Regions from separate parts of the Mus musculus genome. Here region 2 is linked to region 1. The links are chromatin loops, found by intact Hi-C in ENCODE. Cell type or tissue: gastrocnemius. All regions are shown on one strand. Links, peaks and the distances in the headings refer to the core of each region. The heading gives the core; the rest is flanking DNA.

Region 1 (7,415 bases), core at 1,115-6,114:
AAAATGATTAGCCCTATAATACACAATCCCCTCATTAAAATTCTGAAAACACGGCAGTTTTAGATAAAATCTATAGGTTAAAAAAAAGTCATCTGGTAAAGCTATACTGGCAAGGCACACGTAAGGTTTGCTCAGAAATTATCATTCTGATGGACTATAGGAACCTAGGTACCCGTATTTGTGACATCTTCCCAGATGGATATGCTGTGCAGTCTGGGCATAGGAAACTACTGTGTCAGACTAGGACCCAGTGGCTTAGCACTCAGGAGGATCAGGAGGCTAAGGTCATCTTCAGCTACACAGCAAGTAGGAGAAACACTGTGAGGAAGCCAAAACACTGAAAACAACCAACCGACCTCAAACATTAATGAAGTCGTTGTAAGTCCACTAAGAACACAATGAAGACTGCTCAGTCCCTAGTAATTTGGGAGAACACTGAAGACACCAGGCTCTTGGAAGGAGATCACCACTGAACAGAAAGAGTAGAGTAAGACTAAGCAAGACATTGAAACCCAGGCGGAGGAATCTGAATTGTTTTAAGAAGACAGGGCCACACTTTGACAATGAGAATGACTGCAGAGAACATTTCTTGCAGATTGATAAGCAGTGTGCCCTGAGGCTTCTCGGGTCGGGAATGGTGACAGTGAAGAGGACACACCCAGATCTTCCAGACAGTCCCTGAGTACAGCAGGCATTTGAAATTCTGCAGGTTGTTTTATTATGCAGGACAACATCTATTTTGCTATCACTCCAAATTAAATGCCAAGTTTGTTTTGTGTGTGTGTGACAGTATATTGAGGATAGCCTCAAATACAAGATCTTTGTGCCTGGAGTATACTGGGGTTACAGACATGCAATGCAACCTAGAACCTAACTAATTTTATAAGCCAATTTATCTAACACTGTTCTGTATATTTTATGAAAACTAGGATAAAGGGTTTTGCATGTTTTTACCATAAATTTCAAATGTCTAATACCATTTCAACATTATATAATGTATAAATGTATTGAAACAGCATGGGTTGTAGCTACATGTGTAATTTTTATGTATGGATTAAAAAGTCAAATCAAAATATAGTTAAGTGTTGCTGTAGAGTTTATAGGAAAAAATAACACATCCAAGAGAATATGTATCCATTTCTGTTAGTGTTACAAAGAGAAGCAGTATTCAAACGTTTGTGCTGTCTGAGAATTACTCACATAGCTTAAATCCAATGAAGACAAACAGAATTAAAAGCAATTAAGCTATGGCTATAGCTTGGTGGTAGAATGCTTAACACACAGTACCTACGTTCAATTCTCAGCGCTGAAAATAAATTGTTAAGAATATTGTAATGTTATTCTACTTCATAATTAATGAACCCAATAGATGTTTTTGAGCCTTTTAAAAAGCCTTATTTGGCATAAAAACTACTGAGGTTTTAGAAGTATGATTATTTTTTTTTAACACACAGCAATAATTCTGAAAACAGGTAAAGTCATAACTTGCAAGTCCGCAGTGACTTCCCATTTGTAACTGTATCTAGACAACATTAATACATCAAGTAATGTCAACCAAACACAAGCAGCTGATAACAGTTTACATTACTAGCCAAGCCCCTCCGGCCTCATGTTTTTATTTCAGTGTTCAATACTATAAGCACATCTACAGTATGACACACATTATGGAGATTAACACTGGAGCATGGCATTTTTCATTTTATTAAAACATAACCAATATGCTTTAATAAAACATAACATAAAAACCAATTTGGAACACTGAAGTTCATACTGAATATTACTTAAACTTTTTCTTAGATTGTGTCTGCCCCTTGTCTCTCCCTTTAAATCATATTACTGGAAACACCAAGAATACAGACATTTGTTATATACTAATCTTTGCTTAAGGGTTGTTCATTATGTCACTATCATTTTCTCTACCAGAATAAAATTTTACTATTTCAGTCAGGTTACACTTGAACCAACATAGAAATCATATATGCATAAGTCTGGATTTTATGCTCTTATTGAGTCTAAAGAGCAGTATTTAAACTATTTAAGGCTTATACTAGTAAATATGTCATTTAAGCGCGCGCGTGCGTGCGTGCGCGTGCGTGGAGGCCAGAGACTGATTAAGCATCTTCCTTTATTGCTCTCCATATTATTTTCTGAGTTAGATTCTTATGCCAAATCTGGATCTTAGAAACTTGACCACAACAGCTGACCAGAGATCCCCGAGACCTTCCTGCCTCTGCTTCCCCAGTGCTGGGATTATAAGCATGTGACGCCCTGCCAGGCTTTCATGAAGGGACTGTAGATCACACTCAGACCTGCATGCTCACATGGCAAGCATTTACCAACTGACCATCTCTTAAGTCCAAACATCATGTTCAATAAACAGTCTGAGCAAAATATAAGAGGGCTGGGGGTGTGGTTCAGTTGGCAGAGTGCTCGCCTAGCATGTATGAAGCCCTAAGGTCAATCCTGCACAGTAGTGCACACCTGTATTCTCAGCACTCAGGAGAAGGGGGAGGGGGTGGTGGTCTGGAATTCAGTGGCATTGGCTATATCATGAAGGTCCCAGCTATAACTCTAATAGACTGTTAAAGTAATAATGATAATTAATAATAATAATAATAATAATAATAATAATAATAAAAGAACAAGTAGTTACCATTAGAAAATCTGTTTAAAACAAATACTTGAGACAATCCCAAACTGGGGTTGTCTGCCCCAGTCTTGTATTAAGAATGAAGCATGGGGTACATTCGATGTCTCAGCAGGTAAAAAGCTTTTGCCACCAAGCCTGAAGACCTGAGTTCAATCCCTGGGGCCTATATAGTAGGAGGAGCTCCCAGAAGCTGTCCTGATCTCCACTTGTCCCCTACCTACACACAAATAAATGACTAAATTAAAAAAAAAAAAATGAACGAAACACAATGTGAATTAGTCCTTTTATTTTCATCTATCTGCCACAAATTTACCCAAACATCATTTTGTGTGGTACAATAAGTAATCCTTTTAAAATAAAGGTCATTTTTCAATAATATGAAATCAAGCACATATGTCACATGAAATATTTTAGGAGCTGTCTGCAATTCTTATTAAAGATATAAAAGCTTAGGCTGGAGAAGCGGATGGTCAGCACTTGCCTAGAGTGACTGAAGCCCTGAATCTGACCCACCAATACCACACATGAGCACAAGGGACACCTGAATAAATAAATAAACAAATAAGGGTTTGATGTATGATGCACAGATCATACCATTCCTATTAAATCTGACTAACAAAATTCTGGGTATAACAGGAGATGCAAGCTGTCTTATTGGGTTAATGTGATAAAGACAAAATTGCAACACCATTTTACAAAAAGATAAACTTCTAGAAGCAGAACAGATGGAAAACAAACTCCCAGCAGCAAAATCTGCACCGCCCTGCACCACCATCACCCCAATAAAAACCCTAAGCTATCTCAGTTTACAGAAAATAAGGCTTCATTCAAATTAAGCCAAAGCACAAACCCGTACGCTAAAGCTCAGAAGATCAAATTCAGGGAGAAGGTTCTCAAGAACCTTTTTTTTATAAACTGTTGAACTCGCGAGTTACAACCAAAACAGAGATCAGAATCGGGCAGGTGAAAACACGTGACTTACAGAGCACAGCCACAGCCCCAGACTCGAACATGAGACATTCTTCCTTATGCCTAGTTTCCACTATGAGGCTGAACGGTGGGGGATCCAATTTGTGGTAGATTCGAAATCCTTTGCTGAACGCCATTCTCCTTTCTTCAGAGGCAGCCCTGTGGAAACCAAGTCAATGCACCTGAGGTTTCCTTCTGCTGCAAGGACTGCTAGGCGTCCTCCTGAGGTCCCTCACTGACAAGTTTGATGGGGGTTGGGGGTAGAGAAAAAGAGAGCTCAGGGGTGAACGGTTTATTCCAAAAGATAAGGCGTCACCTTTTTTTTTTTTTTTCTTAACCAAAAGGCAAAAGGAAACGCGTCCAGTTCTCAAGATACGGCAGGACAAGGCAGGGGTTTTTAGCACCGTCGGTCCTGATTTGGATAAGGTGGATTTCCCATTTAATTTATGTTTCCCCAAAGGGAAAATCTGTAGCGTATTTTCAGTTGGGGTTGTTTATCGGCTTCCTGCTTCACGATCTGTCACTACGGGAAGGGAACTGATGGGGAAACTTCAAGCCGATCCCTAGGCGGAATGGGCAAGGGGATGGGAGGGAAGGTTAATCAGGCTGATTCAAAGCTCCTGAGGGGGCCGGAGAGGGACGGGATTATCACACCGCGGACTCTCCAGGGCGGCGGCGAAGGGCAGGGAAAGCCACACAGGTGACTGCCGCCTCCTGCCCAGTCACGAAGCTCACCGTGACGAATGGATCCCACCGCCACTCAACGAGATCCCGGGGAGCCGGGGGGAACTGAGGCACCGGGCGCTTCAGCGCCTCCATTACGCACCGCCAGAGATACCCGGGAGCCTGTGCCGACGGGGTCCTTTCCCGCCCGCTGGGTGACAGCCGCTGTCACGGCAAGCCACCCGCAGCCCCGGGGTCTCCACACAACCCGCCGCCCTCGGCCCTCGGCCGCCTCTCACCGCTTGCGACCCGGCTGCGACGGCCGCCACCGCTCAGGAAGCGTCCACCCGGCCGGCCGGCTGCCCCTGGGTAGAGCCCGGGCCGCTCCCCGCCCCCCGCCCTCCCGCCCGCTGCCTCACCTCTTCCTCCGGCTCCTCCTCCTCCTTCTCCCGCAGCCTCCGCCGCTACAGCCGCCCGAAGCGTCACTTCCGCTCCAGCAGGTCCAGCTCTTCCGCATTGCGCCGCTGCCCAGGCGGAAGGCCCGCCCCTTAGGGTGAAAGGGCGGAGCCGTTTCCGCCCACGCGGGACCGTGCTGCCGAGCAGGGCGCTTACTGGTCACCGGGTTCCTGCGGCCGCCGCGTCCTGGGTCCGTGAAGCGAGCCTCCGTCGCCCCGGGAGTGGGAAGGTGGCACGGCCAGGGGAGCCGGCAGAGGGAGGGTCCGTCCTCCTCGCGTGGAGCCCTGTAGCTCTGCCCTCCCCGCGGGCGACAGGGAGGGACTTCAGGAAAGAGCTGGGGGAGCCCGTGTTGATTCGTGCTCGAGTCGGGCATCAGGACCACCCCCTGCCGCCTCCGCAGACCTGATGGGCGATGGGCGAGTGCGAGGCGGGGGACGGTGTGCACCCCGCGCCGGCTGGGTGGCGCTCGAAGAGCTGTCCATGGTGTCTGTCGTCAGGGAGGCAGCAGGAGGCTGTTCCCTGGCTGTTTCAGTGTGTTCTCCGAGCTCCAGGGGCGATGGAAGAGTGCTCAACCGAATGCAGTGGAGAGTGGGGGAAGCCAGCAACCAGAAACTCCAGGCAGTCAAACAAAACATGGCTGTCACTGTCGATTTGCCAGCCGTGGAATTTTATAACTAAGGGCATCACACTGTTTCAAACTATCTTTTTAAACGAGACATTATGTCTAAAACTTGTGTCCAGCAGAATTATTCTGCCTATACTTCAGAGACAAAAATGGGAGGACATTGTAGTCCCTGGGGCTTTAGAGAGGAATTGAGAATCCAAGGAGCACGGCAATCATGTTCCATTTGCCTTTGCTTTCCCCTAGCCTCTTCCCCTTTTTACTTTCTTCCCAAAAGCACAATTTAAATATGACGTATTGCATAAAAACATTTCCTCTAACATGCTGTCATGTGACTCAACGCTTCTCTATTTTAGAGAAGACAAATCCACCCTAGTTTTAAAATATTAAAAGCAAACTAAACACAAGAGAAGCCACCTCCAGCCAAGGAGATACACACTTGGATTCAGTTCTTAGATCTTTTCACTTAGTCTCCTAAGAACAACTTTTACTTTTTTGTTGTGGTTACAGTAACCACAAGCTTATAATAACAATTGCTTGCTGTGAATTGTGGTTAGCCATTTTTCCCTCCCAAGAAGTGTCCATTTCAGGTGGGGACAGTCCTTTAAATAAAACAGGGATGTTTGAGAGTGGGATTTTTCTTAAGTGTGATGACTGTATATGACATGCACCGACAAAAACGGGTTCAGGAGAGCTGGCCACTGAATTGTAGTACTTTGGAGGTAGCTTTTGTTTTTTGAGACAAAGTAGCACAGAGCCCAGGCTAGTGTGCCAACCATACCTGGTTTACGTGGTGACAGACTGAACCCAAAGCTTCATGCGTACCAGGCAGGCATTCTACAAGCTGGGGGGCATCCCCAGCCCTAGGGATGAACCTTTTTATGACAACTGAAATTACCCCAAGTGGAGCTGTAATCAAACTTGCTTACCCCATCATTCTTTTCACACCAAGAATCCCTGTGAAACTACACCAAAAACTCTTTGTCAAGGTGGAAATCATGGCACTAAGCGCTTTCTAAAGCCAGCCTTCTGCCTATTCTTGGTATCCTGAACTAAGAAAGCGGAGGTCCAAGCTTCTGTTATAATGTCTTTCTTCAAATTAAGCTAAAGCAGCAGTGGTAGGTCTTAGCTTTCCCAAGTCCTTTCAAAATACATTTTTAATTATAAAATAAACCCAAGATTTGAAAAGCATACTAGTGACCTTTGAACATTCCTTATTGTCCCTTTTCTATTTATTATTGTTACAACATATCCAAGTAGCTGCACGTTTTAGCAAACCAGTGTCTATAGTAGACTAACTCAAAATATATAGGCACAGTCTAAAGCTTTGCAAAGAAGCCAATTGTGCTGACTGGAACTGAGCAATGGTGAGGCTGTCAGAATGCTCATACCCTGATTCTTGTCGCTAGCAAACGACAGATGACTGGGTGACCCGAGTCTAAAAAAGTTTTGGATATCTGGTAGACTGTTGTGGTTATACAAGAGACCGAGACGAAATCACAGGTACCGTTTGTTACAAAGGAGGCAGAGGGGAATCAGGTCCCCATGTAGGGGCATGAAGACAAATGGTAGAATGGAGAATTATGACAAACCCAGGTGCACCAGAAACCACTAGAATCTATACGTTGAGCTGAGAACCTTTATAAGATACATGATTCCAGTGACAGTTATTTCCAGTTTTTGGCCTTAAGCACTCAAGAGAGTAGCTGTTCTAAGACACTCAGCTAGTAAATACCAGTGTTATGGCAGCTGAGAATTCCATATTTAGTGCTCTTTACTCATTCAGGAGTGACAACCTCGTCGAGACATAACGAGCACTTTCTATATGCAGTTCTGGTCTCCATTCACCTTGCATCAGACTCCTAGGACAGTGTCCAAGCCTGTTCCTAAGTGTTAGCATAGGCAGTTGGAGCTTATCCAAACAATTACTAAAGCTGGATATAGGAAGAGTGGTTTTATACTGATGGGCTTGGAAACAGTTTAAGGCCCAAATACATATTTGTGTTTGTTTTAATTCATGAGAATGAGTGCTCTGAAATTTAATTTCCCTTAGGA
Region 2 (7,415 bases), core at 1,011-6,010, 630 kb after region 1:
TTCAGGTACTACTTGCCAAAAATTTTTAAAAATTCCTTTGTAATTTTGATCATAAAGCATGCACAATTTTGCTTTTTCCACATATAGTTAGGTCACATAAGGAAGAATCATATAAAAAATAAGCAGACCTGTAGAACAGATAATCTTTAAAATACAAAGCAAAGCCTCTCACTTACGTAAGGGATACTGCTGTAGGAGACTAACACTGGCAGACACCCACAGACCATTTCTAGAACACACAAAGCAATGTTGTGGGCTGGAGATCTGGAAGGAGGCTTAGCCAAAGTAAGTAACTAAGCTGTCACTTACCCAAGGCGCATGGCTATGGGTAACAACAGTCAGTGTAGGAGCTGGGCAGTGGGAGCACACATCTTTAACCTTAGCACTTGGGAGGCAGAGGCAGAGGCAGAGGCAGGTGAATCTCTTGAGTTTGAGGCCAGCATGGTCTACAGAGTGACAGCCTGGACTACACATTTAATCCTCTCTTGCCCACTACCCCTGGAAAAAAAGGAGCCTTGCAGGATGAAGAATGAATAAAGAAAGATCTAGGGTCAGCGAGGTGGCTGACCTGAGTTCATTCCTGGAACCCACGTGGTAGAAGGAGAGAACTTGACTCTTACAAGCTATAGTCTGATACAAGTGTAGAGTCGTGTGCCCATGTGTACACGCACACTTGCACGTGCACACACACACAGAGTAAATAAGTTGTTGAAAAAAAAAGCTTACAAATTCAGAAACTCTGCTGGGTATGGCGGGTTACGCCTACTATCCTAGCACTAAGGAGGCTGAAGCAGGAGGATTGCCATTAGCCTTGCTGTGCTTCCTCTTAGAGATTTCTCAATAGTGAAGACATCAACATACAGTCGACAAGATTATTCAAGAGAAGCACACACAGAGTGTTTCTTTTTTAATTCCTTCTCCTTTTGGATCCACGTAGTCCAGGCTGGCTTTGAACTGACCCTTTAGCTTCTACCTCCCAAATACTGGAGAATCCGATCTTATTTTAGTGGTATAAAGGAAATGAGTTATTTTATTGAGAGTATATTTCCATAATTAATTCAATATAAACCTGTGAAAGCCTAAGAAGTAAACATTTTTTACTTTTTGTTTTTCTTTCTTTTTTCTTTTTTTTTCTGAGACAGGGTTTCTCTGTATAGCCCTAGCTGTCCTGGAATTCACTCTGTAGACCAGGCTGGCCTCGAACTCGGAAATCCACCTGCCTCTGCCTCCCAAGTGCTGGGATTAAAGGCGTGTGCCACCACTTGCCCGGCTTCTTCTTCTTTTTTTTTAAAACATTTATTTATTTATTGTATTTGAGTACACTGTAGCTGTCTTCAGACACACCGGAAGAGGGCATCAGATCCCATTACAGATGGTTGTGAGCTACCACGTAGTTGCTGGGAAATGAACTCAGGACCCCTGGGAGAACAGTTGGTGCTCTTAACTGCTTAGCCATCTCTCTAGCCCCGTTTTTTTTTTTTTTAAAGACATGGTTTTTCTGTGTAGCCCTGGCTGTCCTGAAACTCACTCTGTGGCCTCAAACTCAAGAGATTCACTTGCCTCTGCCTCCCAAGGGCTGCCTGGCAACTTTTTTTTTTTTTTTTTTTTAACCACTAAAGTGACTTTATAAAACACCTGCCCTTTAAAGGTGACTTTTTGCCCACCTTGTAATAAAGCTGCAGGCATCTTCAGGGTTGGTGAATGCTCTCCACTGTGCAGTTGGGATTTCATGGCGGTCCATAAACTCTTTAGCAAACTTCTTACTGGACTCTAATTGAGCTGCTTGTGCTGTGGGGCCAAAGCATCGTACTCCTGCAGAGGTCAGGTCCCCAACAATTCCTACAGAACCAAACAGAAGTCTAGGTGGTCCAGGGTCTCCATGGACTCAGACCAAATATGAATTATGATTAGATTAAACTTTAAGGGATGAAAGCTCCTCTTCTCATGTATTTTATTACAAATCCTCGTGGACAAGCGAGTCAGATGCAGTGATCTCTAGTCTTCTGTGGGCCCCGTGTATGTTCTAACAGTGAGACACAAGGTTACCTGCAGCCAGAGGGGCCTCTGGTCCGACAACTACGAGTTCAATCTTTTCATCCTTGCAGAACTGAGCGAGGGCACTGTGATCATTGACAGAGACAGCTGCAAGCAGAAAATATAAACTCACACATGTGCAAAAATAGCCCCGGTTAATGAAATAAACTAAGCACTAGCCTTAGTAAGGTAATTAAAAACCAAGTTAATTGTTGGTTTGCTTCTGTTGGTACAGTTAGTAATTTCACCATGAGAACCTCCAAATAGTGCATTAGGTTCAAGAAAGCTTTGCAGCAGTTGAGTGACTCTCAATATTATAATGCGACTGCCCCTGTCCCAGTGTTGGTCACAGAGTAATCAGACAAGCCCAGACAATACACTCAGAAACGTCCTTTAAACGTCACTCAAAGTTTATTGAAAATCAACTGTGTATTAGGTACTGTGGTAAGCCCTGCGATTAAGATGTTACAACAAACTAGGACCCTTAATCTTATGATACTAATAATATATTGCGTTAATACTAGCCATAGCAAATACGGACAAAGCAAACAAATCTGCTCTAAGGCAAACTGGGAGGCTAGTTCTGGTCGAGTCAGGAAGGGTCTTTGAGCTGTTTAAGCAAAGAAAGCAAGAAAACTATGTAAGAAAACTCTTCTCCATGTCCAGAGAAAGCTAGCCTCTCCATCAAAACACAACTGGGCCTAGTTGGACTAACTCCATCAGTACAGCAGAAGCAACAAGTGAGGGCACCCCTTCTCCTCAGCTGCTGCCAATGGCAGTTAGTTTAGGATCATCCTGGGTGATTCTGATGGGTGTCCCTACAACTCCAAGTGCACAGACACAGACGAGCCACTTCTCTAATAAGCACACAATACCTTGTCTCTAGACAAAGCGCCTCAGAGAAGGGGGTGTTTCCTTATTATTTCTGTCTTTCTCCTGATTCCCTTCATAAATATGATGTGGGGCATTGGCTATTGTACAAACAAGGTGAAACAAGACAGGTAGGTCTTTGTAAGGGTAAGATGGGGAGCTTGGTTCTACCCTACATCCTGCAAACTGTTTAGTCTATGAACCGATTATCAATGGGACCAGCCTCCACAGTCGACAGCCCCATTCACGACTCTGTACATGAATCTACAACACCTCCAGTCCCCACCGTGCACGTGTTGTCTTTTCGGTCACAGTGGCTCAGAAGGCTTAAGGGACACTAAGCTTTGTTCCCCTCACACACTGAGAATTCACGTTAATACCTCAAAAAATGTAAACTTAGAATGCATTCAAACTTAAATAGAAACACACCTTACTAAAGAGCATATGTGAGCCGTCTTTTATTATCAAATATTAACCACCGCTCCCCATTTTGAAACATAATTACCAGCATTGGAGATCTTCCCAGCGCACGCAGTGCCTGCGTTTCCTGGGGCAACCAACACTTGCTTGACCTGAGGAGACTGTGCGAGCTTCCAGGCCAGGGTATGTTCCCTTCCCCCGCTACCGATGACAAGAACTCGGGCTGCCATGGCTGTCTCCGAAGCAGGGATTCAGAAACAAAATGCAACCACCTGCTGAAAGTAAACCATAGGCGACATTTTACATCACATGTATTTTGAAAAACAATTTCTCTTTTTTGGTGGTGTTTCATTTTGTTAATTTTTTATGTGTGCTGGTGTTTTGCCTGCATGTATGCCTGTGTACCACAGCTGTGCTATGTGTTCATGGAGGCCAGAAGAGATTGTTGGATCCACCGGAACTGGGCTTGTAGTACAGGTGGTTGTTAGTCACTAGTTGCTGGTAATCAAACCCCAGACCCCTAGAAGAACAGTCAGTGCTCTTAACCACTGAGCTGTGCCTCCAGCTATTCTTTTTGTTATGAGAAAGTCTTGCTATGTTGCTCAGGCTAGACTCAAACTCATGGGAAACCCCCTGTTTTAGCCACTATCCAAGTGTTAGGATTGCTACCATACCTGGCTGTAAAAATCATAATTTATAAATAGGATTTTCACATAATCATTTGTTTTTATACATGTGACATTTTCATCCAGAGATTCGTTATTTAGAAATTGGGATTTAGGCCAGGCGTGGTGGCGCACGCCTTTAATCCCGACACTTGGGAGGCAGAGGCAGGCCAATTTCTGAGTTTGAGGCCAGCCTGGTTTACAGAGGGAGTTCCAGGATAGCCAGGGCTACACAGAGAAACCCTGTCTCACAAAAAAACAAAAACAAACAAACAAACAAACAAAAAAACCCAACCAACCAACCAACCAACCAAAAACCCCCAAACAAACCCAAAACAAAACAAAAAACCAAAAAACAAGAGCTAGAGAGATGGCTCAGGTTGCTCTTCCAGAGGACCTGGGTTCAGTTCCTAACATTTGTATGGTGGCTAACAACTGTTTGTAACTCTAGATCCAGAGAACCTTTCTTTGATGTCTTCCTTGGGCACAAGGGACACATACATGCAGGAAAAATATTCATAAAATAATAAGCTAAAAAGTCAGACCCCCCCCCTGTAAAAAGCCCCGGGAGGTTAGAATTGGAAAGCTATGACCATCATTTCAGGAAAAGTGGGCATGTGCTAAGGAGGTGGACCCACTTACAGAGACCACACACCTCCGTAACCATAAGCCTACACAAACATCTTTTCCCTGTAATTTACCTAGCCTGTAATATCATAACAGCAAACCCAACAAACCAATTAAAAACCTGCATACTAATACAGCACCTTATCTGAGAAATAATCTACCAACATCCCTCCTCTTTTGGAAGATCTGATAATTATTAACCCTTAGCAAGAAAATGGATTTCGATATTTGCTTATTCGTTCAGGAGATGGGGTCCTGCTACTTTGCTTACCCTAGGCCTGAATTTCTGAGCTCAAGAGATTCTTTTGTGCTGGTGTGTGTTGGCACATTCCCTTAATCCCAGCACTCAGGAGGTAGAGGCAGGAGGATCTCTGAGTTTGGGGCCAGTCTACAGACTAGAGAGTGATCTCTATGACAGCAAGAACTGCAGAGAAACCCTGTCTCCAAAGCCAAAAAAAAAAAAAAAAAAAAAGAAGAAAGAAAGAAAACACACCAGATTCTTGCCCCAGTCTTCAAGTAGCTGGGATAGCAGGCATGTGTCATTATACCCAAATTTAAACCTTGAGGTGGCACAGAGAACAGGCATTAACAGTACACAATTTCTCTGTCAAGGGCCAGGAAATAAATATATTTGAGGGCCATCTGTGCATTGTCCAAACTATGAAGTTTGTATTGTGATGTTGACAGGACATAAGTGAGTGTACATCACCCAGAGGAAGGATTTATGTCCACAGTGGGCAGAGGTCCTTGCCTAGTCAGCACTCTAAGCAACAGGAAGCCATTATGCACAGGAGGGCCATAACAAACTAAGCATATTTTGGGCACTGCAACTTCAACCAGTTTCCTTCAATATTTTTTCCCCTCTGTATCCCTGGTTGACTGAGAACTTGCTACAGCAGGTCTCAGGGCTTCAGCGAGATCCTCTGGCCTCTGCTTCCCTAGTGCTGAGATTACAAGCATGTGCCACCACATCTGGCTCCTCCCACCAGTTTTGTTTGGTATCCACACAAAAACAAGTGGCAGAATCATTTGTCTATTGTCTACAGCTTGCAGGCTTATGATTTGAGATCTTACGGGAGTCTCTAGATTGGAAATCTATTAGAAACCACAATTAAATACTAACATCTCATTTGAATACAAGCATTTGTTAAAAGTTTAGTTCTTAAGAATTAACTGGGGGCTGGTGAGATGGCTCAGTGGGTAAGAGCACCCGACTGCTCTTCCAAAGGTCAGGAGTTCAAATCCCAGCAACCACATGGTGGCTCACAACCACCCGTAATGAGATCTGATGCCCTCTTCTGGTGCGTCTGAAGACAGCTACAGTGTACTTACATATAATAAATAAATAAATCTTTAAAAAAAAAAAAAAAAAAAAAAGAATTAACTGAAACAATTCTTTAAGAAAAAAAGGTGTGTGTGTGTGGGGGGGGGGGGGCTGGAAAGATGGCTCAGTGGTTAAGAGCACTGATGAGGTCCTGAGTTCAATCCCCAGCAACCACATGGTGGCTCACAACCATGTGTAATGGGATCCAATGCCCTCTTCTGGTGTGTCTTCAGACAGTTACAGTGTACTCACATACATAAAATAAACAATTCTTTAAAAAAAAATATTGTATACTACAAAGTACCCAGAAATAGGAAGTACTAATTTGCTATGTGTTGTTACTTCATATACCTAATTGATACCTATTGCTTAGAATAGAAGCCTTGTGTTCAAATTCTAGCACCAATAAAAGGAGGGGGGGGAGCAAAGATATTATCAAGATATTTACTTATGTAGAAGATGGTTACGGAAAGAAGAAAACTGAAATATGTAAATTCTAAATTGATCCTTTACTTTGGGATTACATATTTAAGGAAAACCCAAGCAGACTGGTAAGGTTAAGAACACTTAGTTCTCTTGCAGAGGGCTGGGGTTTAGTCTCCCAGCACCCACAAGGTGGCTCACAAACATCCTAATCTGGGTCTGGAGACTGAATGCTTTCTTCCGGCTTCTTTGGGGCGTTCATTGTATGCACGTGGGCACAAACATACATGTAAGGGACAACGCTCCTACACATAAGATAGACTTTAGTTCAATTCTGTGTCATTTTCTTAGAGAAATAGCTGAAGCCATTAAACTTTTTAAAAAATCTAACTTGAATAAGAAAGCAGTGCAAGAAGACAATTTTCATTTTACTAGTCAGGATCTGTGAAATAGCAGGACTGGTCTCTTCACCAGCAGCGGCTGGGTGCCTGGGCTCCGGTGTCAAGGCCTTACTAGCCGGGAGACTCGGAGAGTCTTTTGTAACTTCTTGGGTGTCAGTTAACTAACAGGCAATTTATAGCGAGAACAAGAGAATAGGGTAAGGAGAGAATAAAAGAATCGGTTAAAACCACTTCCAAATATTTGTTTTGAAAAAGTAGAAACCAAATACGAAAGTGGTCCAGGTAAATGGTTAGTTACTGTGATAAAACTAGAGCGGATAAAAAAACCATCGGTGTACAGGGTCTGTCTTTACAAGGCAGAGATGCACAGAAACCTGGACCCGGCCTCAGAATTAGAAAGCTGGGAAAGAACTACCTGGCCGACCTCCATCAAGGCCGTGCAAAGCACGTGGGCTTTTCGCCAGTCACGCCAGTTTCGTTTCAAGAGTAGCACCGGTCGCTGAGGTTAAACCCATGGGTCAAAGCGTTTAGGCAGTCCACGCATCATCTTAAGAACTAAGGCATTCACGCACCTGCAAGCCCCGCCACGCAGCTCCGGCTCGCACCCGCCACTCGCACCCGCCGGAAGTTGGCCCGGGGAATCCAGCGCGC

Evidence for each region. Peaks named below come from ENCODE experiments on the same cell type or tissue, not always from the same donor. Only the 100,000 strongest peaks of a DNase experiment are listed, where the experiment ranks them.
Region 2: a loop joins it to region 1, with 5 times the contacts of the local background. A loop is called at or near these places in 3 of 42 quality-filtered maps.

Annotation. Positions count from the first base shown.
Region 1 is chr16:91,006,392-91,013,806 of GRCm38, forward strand. It overlaps Synj1 (synaptojanin 1), which reads right to left and starts at 4,917. Exons shown (of 32, transcript NM_001164483.1): 1 at 4,702-4,917; 2 at 3,633-3,778. The coding sequence starts at 4,799. 4930404I05Rik (RIKEN cDNA 4930404I05 gene) reads left to right here and starts at 4,858. Exons shown (of 3, transcript NR_028368.1): 1 at 4,858-4,928. In gastrocnemius, for the core only: no CTCF peak of the experiment used is centred there; DNase peaks (open chromatin) are centred at 3,772 and 4,811; H3K4me3 peaks cover 2,734 bases; H3K27ac peaks cover 2,603 bases.
Region 2 is chr16:91,639,548-91,646,962 of GRCm38, forward strand. Gart (phosphoribosylglycinamide formyltransferase) reads right to left here. Exons shown (of 22, transcript NM_010256.2): 1 at 7,337-7,415; 2 at 3,410-3,599; 3 at 2,047-2,142; 4 at 1,665-1,839. The coding sequence starts at 3,554. Among named protein-coding and RNA genes, the nearest start is that of Gart, 3.7 kb to the right of the region's middle. In gastrocnemius, for the core only: no CTCF peak of the experiment used is centred there; no DNase peak of the experiment used is centred there.